2 separate regions of the Homo sapiens genome follow, and region 2 is linked to region 1. A link is an interaction called in ENCODE POLR2A ChIA-PET data of the cell type or tissue named here. Cell type or tissue: OCI-LY7. All regions are shown on one strand.

Region 1 (4,000 bases):
CCTTAGGAACTGTCCACCTCTAAGGTCCTGAAGACATATCCAAGGCTTCAAGAATCCCCAGGAAGGGGATGAGCCCCCATCTGTAGGACCACCATAGTGGCCCTGAGCTCCTGGCATGAGACCCTCCTAAGCCCATCCCCCCACCCCCAGACCCACATTTCTTCCTCTTCTCCCCTCTCTGCAGTGTCCGTAAGGATTACAAGTATGTCCAGTGTGGTGTGCAACCCCAGCAGTCCTCAGTGACCACCATCGTCAAATCATATTACTGGAGGGTCACTATGGCCCCACACCCCAAAGACATTATTTGGTAAGCCTCCTCCATCCCTCCCCTCTCCTCTGAGCTCCTCTGAGACTGAAGAAGGCAGCAGGACAGGGCCTTCTCTCCCCATGTCATTGCCCAACAGAGACTCCAAGGGGACTAAGTTCCATGCTCTCCTAAGCACCACAACCTGTGTGTATGCCCAGACTCATTCCCACAAGTGTGGGTGGCATCCAACCCTTAGCAAAAAGGCTTTTCCTGCAGAGGGAACTCAGGTCCATTTTTTTTTGGCTCTATGCTCTGGATCCTTTATAAATGGTGTGACAGGGGACGGTCCAGGGTCCTGTTGCATGCAAGTCTGGGCCCAGGAGGCTGGATTAGACCAGGGCAGGCTGGGTCCACAGCTGGCCTGCAGCAAACAGCACGTGGGCTCTAAGAACTGATGTCTCTAAATGTGCCTCCTTCTTCCATCCTTCCCCAGGAAACACCTGTCTGTCCGCCGCTTCTTTTGGTGGGCCCGCTTTATCGCAATCAACACCTTCCTCTTCTTCCTCTTCTTCTTTCTCACCACGCCTGCCATCATCATGAACACTATCGACATGTACAACGTCACCCGCCCCATCGAGAAGCTGCAGGTGCCTCCTCTGCTCAGGCCAGGCCTGGGGACCCCAGGGAGATCAAGGAATAATTCAGGCGAGGATGGGATGGGGGGAGCCCCCTGGGAGGGGGCTGTGGAGCCCATACAGTGCGAACATTGTGGAGGTGGCCATGGTGCAAATGGCGGGGTAGGGCTTGCTTTGTTCTAAAGGGATGAAGGTGGGTGACTGCCAGTCTTAGGGACCAGGGCTAGAGTGGGAAGGGAGAGTGGGGAGTCCACAGGCAGGTCCTGGGGTGAGTTGGAGGGGGTGTCGTCCTGTCAACATGGGCTCAGAGGTCTTCATGAACGGGGTCATCCCAGGCCAGCTTGGGGTCCAGAGGGTGTGGCAAGTGTGAGTGGCTCTGCTCTCTGCAAGTTGTCCGAGGCAGCAGGCTCCTGGTTTGTGTAGTAGGGTTAAAGGTGAGGAAGAGTGAGGTAAGCCCCAACGCAGCCCTCTCAGAGAAGTGGGAGCTCAAGATCTGCCTCCACCTCCCTCATCTCCAGACACCTGCACTCCAGGCTGGGAGCCCTCAGCCCTGGAGGAACCATCTCTGAAGTTAGGGGATGCCTCCTGCTGATGGTGCAGGTCAGAGGGATCCTAGCCCATTTCCAAATTCTTTAGCCTCAAGACTGTTACTAGGAGCCTAGAAGGTCTCTTCTTCCATATTCTCGCCATCCTCATTTCCAACAACACACATGTGCATGCGCACATGCACACACTCACACAAAGTCAACACACACGCATGCACACACACGCACACATGCACAGTCAACAGACGTGTGCATGCACGCACACACATACAGTCAACATGTGTGCATGCACACACGTACACACACACACAAGTCAAGCCACACCACTTCTGCTGCTGATTTTTGTTCCCCTTTGTCAACTTTGTAATAGGCCCCAGACCCCACGCATCCTGGGAGGGCCACAGCTCTCCCTGGGGACTCCTCCATCCTCCCCTCCTCCCCCGCTCACATGTCATCACAGCAAAGGCAATTTGCTGGGGTTGCACTCCTGGCTAGCTCTGGCCTTAGGAGGAAGTCACTCAAGAAAGCTCAGGCTGCCGCTCCAGTGACCTCAGCATAGAAGGCCTAGCTGCTTGGGGACTCCACTTGACCTTGGGTGTCAGCCTCTGCCTGGCCAGGAAAGCCAGTGAGAAGGGCCAGGCCCCTTGCAGCCTCCAGGAGAGCAAGCCAGCCCTGGGAGTGAGTGGGAGGAGAAGAAGCAAGGGGAAGAGGATGCTTGCATTGACGTCTCTCCTGCCGTCCTCCCCTCTCCCCCTGCAGAACCCAATTGTGACCCAGTTCTTCCCCTCTGTGATGCTCTGGGGCTTCACAGTGATACTGCCTCTGATTGTCTACTTCTCCGCCTTCCTCGAGGCCCACTGGACCAGGTGACCTGGGGGCCTCCTCTCGTAGCCCTGTGGTTTCTCCAGCCTCTTCCCCTGCCCTGGCTTCCCCGCCAGCCTGGCACTTGGGCCTCCCCTCTAGCCTAAGAAGGAGAATTGATAAGGGATGGTTTTGATACCTGAAACCATCCCCAAAGACCAACAGGTGTTCTGTCTTTGGAAGGAGGGTCTGGGTTGACTCTGGGCCCCTGGGTTGCTGAGATAGAGCCACTGTCTAAGAGTGTGGGGCCAAAGCCAAGCCCTCCTTGAGCTTCTCCCTCAGCCCCCAGCCATATCCTGAAGGCATGGAGCTGTAGGCATGAGCTAGGCAGTCCCAGGCATTCCATGCAGAAGGCACAGGAGGAAAGACTTGTGTGGGAATGTCAATAGAATGCTTTGGCCACACAGAGGGGCCCACAAACTCACTATGACTGTCATCACATATGGCCCACACCATGCCAACCTTTTACCCAATCAGGAGCGTTCCCATTTGTTAGCCTTGATGGTTCTATGGTGGCTGCTCACTGGGTAGAAAGTATTTGCCATACCCTGGGCAGGTGGCAGTACTTTGGCTTGAAAGCTGCATGCATCTCAAAAGTTATTTTCCGCACCAAAAGTTCCTACTATTCCACCAGGCAGCAGCCAAAAGGTTTGTCCTAACGGAAATCCTTCCTGGCCTTTTCCTCTGGCCAAGAACAAGACTTATATTGATGACTGAAACTGCAGGGATTTTTAGTATTCTTGGTAATGTCTCTTTAACACAGAGACATCAACTATATGGCACATCTGTGCCTTCCCATCCCTTCCCATGCCCAGCACAGACATCACTAGTGGATCATGCTGTTCTTTCCTGATGCTCCCAGATGCAGCACAGCTCACAGTGGTGTATGGAGATGGCATCGGTATGCACAATTAAACCAATTTCCCAGCCCAGACCTCTACTCTGCGTATGTCTGTATTAGCCAGTTTTCACACTGCTGATAAAGACATACCCGAGACTGGACAATTTATAAAAGAAAGAGGTTTCATTGGACTCGCTATTAGTCCATTTGCACTCTGCTGATAAAGACATACTCAAGACTGGGTAATTAACATAGGAAAAAGGGTTTATTGGACTTGCAGTTCCATGTGGCTGGGGAAGCCTCACAATCATGGTGGCAGGCAAGGAGGAGCAAGTCACATGTTACGTGGATGGCAGCAGGCAAAGAGAGCTTGTGCAGGGAAACTCCCCCTTGTAATACCATCAGATCTCACGAGACTTATTCGCTATCATGAGAACGGCATGGGAAAGACCCACCCCCCATAATTCAATCATCTCCCACTGGGTCCCTCCCACAACATGTGGGAATTATGAGAGCTACAAGATGAGATTTGGGTGGGGACACAGAGCCAAACCATATCAGTGTCTCTCTTCCTCTCTATTACATAGTTAGGCCTTTGGTTCTTATTAGGCCACGTCCATTGATGAATATCTCTCTGTTTCCTTCTAGATCAAGTCAGAATCTGGTCATGGTGCACAAGTGCTACATCTTTCTGGTGTTCATGGTAGTCATTCTGCCCTCTATGGGACTGACCAGGTACCTCACTTCCAATTATCCCTTCCTTCTTAGCCAGGCTCTCTTAGAGTTAAGACCTCCTCTTTCAGATACTGTAGACCTGCCTGTGATTGCTGCAAACCCACTCCTCAAAGACAGCCCCATGCCTGTCATGGGT
Region 2 (4,000 bases), 140 kb after region 1:
GCTGCCTAACTTTGAAACAAGCTACATTAACCACTCTGAGCATCAATTTTCTAAAATCTCCAGCACCAACAGTTCATGATTATTCTCCTTTGCATAACAGTACCCTCCATTTGTAGTGCTTTGCAATTTACAAAGCATCACAAACAATCTCACGTGTAACCTCTCCTTTAGTACCCCACCCCAATAACCCTCCAAGAATGGACAGTTCTTGGCATAACCATGGTTTTGCTCAGCACACCCATGCCCAGAAATGTACCACCTCAGTGGTTTCCAAACTTGGGTCGTCTTCAGAATCAAATGAGATTTTTTGAAAAAGATACATTCCTAGGCTTCATCCTCCAGAGATTTTGATTCATTAGGGCTGGGTAGGCCCTGGAATCTCTTCCCTAGATGACTCTTCAACAGGCCTTATAACCCTAAAATTCCATAAGTCATATGGTTTAGAAATAAGAAAACTATGCTTGTTAATACCTGAGTCCTTTTACTAGCAAGAAGATATAACGAAACTTTTTAAATTATTAAACATACAGTCCTAACTGAGCGTTTACTTTCTTAAATTCTGCTAATAGCTATGCTTTGCTGAGAGCTTACTGTGTTTGGGGCCTCTTATATGTATTATTTCACTAATTCCCATTTTATAGAAAACTGGGGCCCAGAAAGGTGAAACAACTTAACAAGCTATTCAGATAATACGTTTTTTCTGTTTTTTGTCTTTGTTTTTGTTTTTTTTGAGACAGGGTCTCGCTCTGTCACCCAGGCTGGAGTGCAGTGGTGTAACCTTGGCTCACTTCAACCTCCATCTCCTGGTTTAAGCGATTCTCCTGCCTCAGCCCCCCAAGTAGCTGGGACTACAGGTGTGCGCAACCATGCCCAGCTAATTTTTTCTTCTTGTTGTTTTTTTGGGGTTTTTTTTTTTTGAGACCGAGTCTCACTCCGTTGCCCAGGCTGGAGTGCAGTGGTGCGATCTCAGCTCATTGCAACCTCCACCTCCCGGGTTCAAGCGATTTTCCTGCCTCAGCCTCCCGAGTAGCTGGGACTACAGGCGCGTGGCACCACGCCCAGCTAATTTTTGTATTTTTAGTAGAGATGGGGTTTCACCGTGTTAGCCAGGATGGTCTTGATTTCTTGACCTCGTGCTCTGCCTGCCTCGGCCTCTCAAAATGCTGGGACTACAGGCGTGAGCCACCGCACCTAGCCTAATTTTTGTATTTTTAATAGAGACAGGGTTTCATGATATTGGCCAGGCTGGTCTCAAACTCCTGACCTTAAGTGATCTGCCGGCCTTGGCCTCCCAGAAGTGCTGGGATTATAGGCATGAGCCACCACGCCCGACTTATATTCAGATAACAAGTTTAAGAGCCAGGATTTAAGTCCATCTTGTGTGACTTCCCAATCCATGTTCTATTTAACTGTATTGCCTAAGTGAACATTTTTGTTACCATAAACTTCCATGTACTATAAACATTATGATGTGGAAATGATCCTTTATTTATTTTATTTATTTTTTTGAGACAGAGTCTTGCTCTGTCACCCAGGCTGGAGTGCAGTGGCTCGATTTCAGCTCACGGCAACCTCCGCCTCCCAGGTTCAAATAATCCTCCTGCCTCAGCCTCCCAAGTAGCTGGGATTACAGGCACGTGCCACCATGTCTGGCTAATTTTTGTATTTTTAGTGGAGCCGGGGTTTCACCATGTTGGCCATGCTGGTCTCGACCTCCTGACCTCAGATCCACCCGCCTCAGCCTCCCAAAGTGCTGGGATTATAGGCATGAACCATGCCCAGCCTGGATCATTTATTATATACTTGTATTTCCAACCATGCCCTCACTTAACTACCAAGTACTGCCAGATAAATATCTTGTTCTTTTTATGTTCAAAGATAATACAGCTGTTTTTATGAACTCTAATTTCTACTTAAGGTATAATGAATTTTCTAGATAAAAATAAGGAACAGGCTGCTCTGCCTACGGAGCAGCCATAGTCCTTGACTTTCTTAATAAACTTGCTTTCGCTTAAAAAAATAATAATAATAAGGAACAGAATTAGCAAAATAGTAACCTGTCAAATTCCTGGAACATTTAAGTACCAAGAATTTCAGCTTTTTATCATGAGAAGGCATTTTTAAGAGTCAGACAATTCATTCAGCTCCCTTGGTATTCTAATTCCAAAAGTACAATATCAACATGCAGTAATAAAAATTCTAATTATAGTTTTTCTTATCTTGCGAGACACAAGAGGTTTTAAAAATCTTCTGAAATCCTCAAGAGTAAATGACGAATCCAGTGGTCTGTCCTTTTATCTAAGAAATTTGAATAAGCAAACTTTGAGATACTCATTATCACAGTCACCTCAGACAAATGTGGCCTTCCCTTGAGGTCACTAGAGTAACATAAAGACCAAGACATCCAAAGGTTACGTTAGATAAGCTTTGCTTGACACTTAGACCCACATGAAAAAGCTGATTATGGCCAGGTCTGGTGGCTCACGCCTGTAATCCCAGCACTTTGGGAGGCCAAGGCAGGTGGATCACCTGAGGTTGGCAGTTCGCCTGGCCAACATGGTGAAACTTCTTCTCTACTAAAAATACAAAATAAAAAAATTAGCTAGGCATGTTGCATGCCTGTAGTCCTAGCTACTTGGGAGGCTGAAGCAGGCGAATAGCTTGAACCTGGGAGGCGGAGGTTATAGTGAGCCAAGATTGTGCTCTCCATGAACTGCACTCCAGCCTGGGTGACAGAGCAAGACTCAGTCTCAAAAAAAAAAAAAAAAAAAAAAAAAACCTGATTATGCTCTAAGACACAGGGTAACTTCTAGGAGGTCATACATGCTGTAGCTGTCTTCCTTACTGATATACACAGCTTTTAAAATGTCTCCATTGTACTTACAGCACCTAGTTCACCCACAATTTATCCCATAACAACAGTTAAATAGTATAGTTATCTTTTTCATGCTGAGTCTCCCATATCATCATTTATGGACTTTTGGGAGAATAGAAGGAAGGAAGAGCGAGCAGATTGCTTGAGAGTGTGGAATTCTGGACATGCTGCTAAGAATCTGAACAGCATTGCCACTGTGCACCTCCTATACAAGCCTTGCAGTTAATTTATGGCCATTTTCTGTTATCTTCTCAGCCCTTCTATGTTTAATTGGAATTCTTCTGTAAGGAATTCTTCTACATTTAATTGTCCCCTTTCTCCCATTTTTTAATCCATTCAGTCATTGATATTAGTGTGGACTTATGGATATTTATTTTTGGGGTTATAACCCAGTTCTATTGCTATTTATTTTGTTGCTCAAATTGTGCCATCTTTCACCATTGGGGGCTCTTTTAAATTGGCTCTTGTGGCCTTTTGACATGTCCTCCCTTTTTTTTAAAGCATCTCCTTACCTTCTGGCAATATAAGTTGCTTCGGACTCATCTTATATTTTTCCTGCTGCAGCCCCAGAATCAGCCATGTTTCTAAGGAGCCCTGGTTGATTTTATCAGAGGATGGTATTTAGAAACCAAGACGTGGACACTAGTTGTGCTTGTTGCTACTGAGTGTCACTGCTTCTATGCACTCTTAACAGAAAGATCTAGGAAATAAATGTATATATACTAACCCATGTGTACACAAATATCTATCTTATTTCGTATCTATCTGTGTATATACATATGTATTAAAATAAGCATGGGGGCCGGGCGTGGTGGCTCATGCCTGTAATGCCAGCACTTTGGGAGGCTCAGGCGGGTGGATCACCTGAGGTCAGGAGTTCAAGACCACCTGACCAACATGGTGAAACCCTGTCTCTACTAAAAATACAAAAAATTAGCCGGGCCTGGTTGTGCGCACCTGTAATCCCAGCTACTAGGGAGGCAGAGGCAGGAGAATCCCTTGAACCTGGAAGGCAGAGGTTGCAGTGAGCTGAGATCATACCACTGCACTCTAGCCTGGATGACAGAGTGAAACTCCATCTCAAAAAAAGATTGATCTCTCTGATATCTCTAATCTAACATCACA

Evidence for each region. Peaks named below come from ENCODE experiments on the same cell type or tissue, not always from the same donor. Only the 100,000 strongest peaks of a DNase experiment are listed, where the experiment ranks them.
Region 2: POLR2A ChIA-PET joins it to region 1 with 9 read pairs; 2 of 35 experiments call an interaction of 5 or more read pairs at or near these places.

What each region holds. Positions count from the first base shown.
Region 1 is chr14:77,242,163-77,246,162 of GRCh38, forward strand. It overlaps TMEM63C (transmembrane protein 63C), which reads left to right. Exons shown (of 24, transcript NM_020431.4): 14 at 185-307; 15 at 741-894; 16 at 2,187-2,293; 17 at 3,778-3,864. Among named protein-coding and RNA genes, the nearest start is that of MIR1260A, 22 kb to the right of the region's middle. In OCI-LY7, a CTCF peak has its summit at 3,883; DNase peaks (open chromatin) are centred at 729 and 1,889; H3K27ac peaks cover 1,715 bases.
Region 2 is chr14:77,381,226-77,385,225 of GRCh38, forward strand. All of the region lies in intron 2 of SAMD15 (sterile alpha motif domain containing 15), which reads left to right. Among named protein-coding and RNA genes, the nearest start is that of SAMD15, 5.8 kb to the left of the region's middle. In OCI-LY7, no CTCF peak of the experiment used is centred here; no DNase peak of the experiment used is centred here.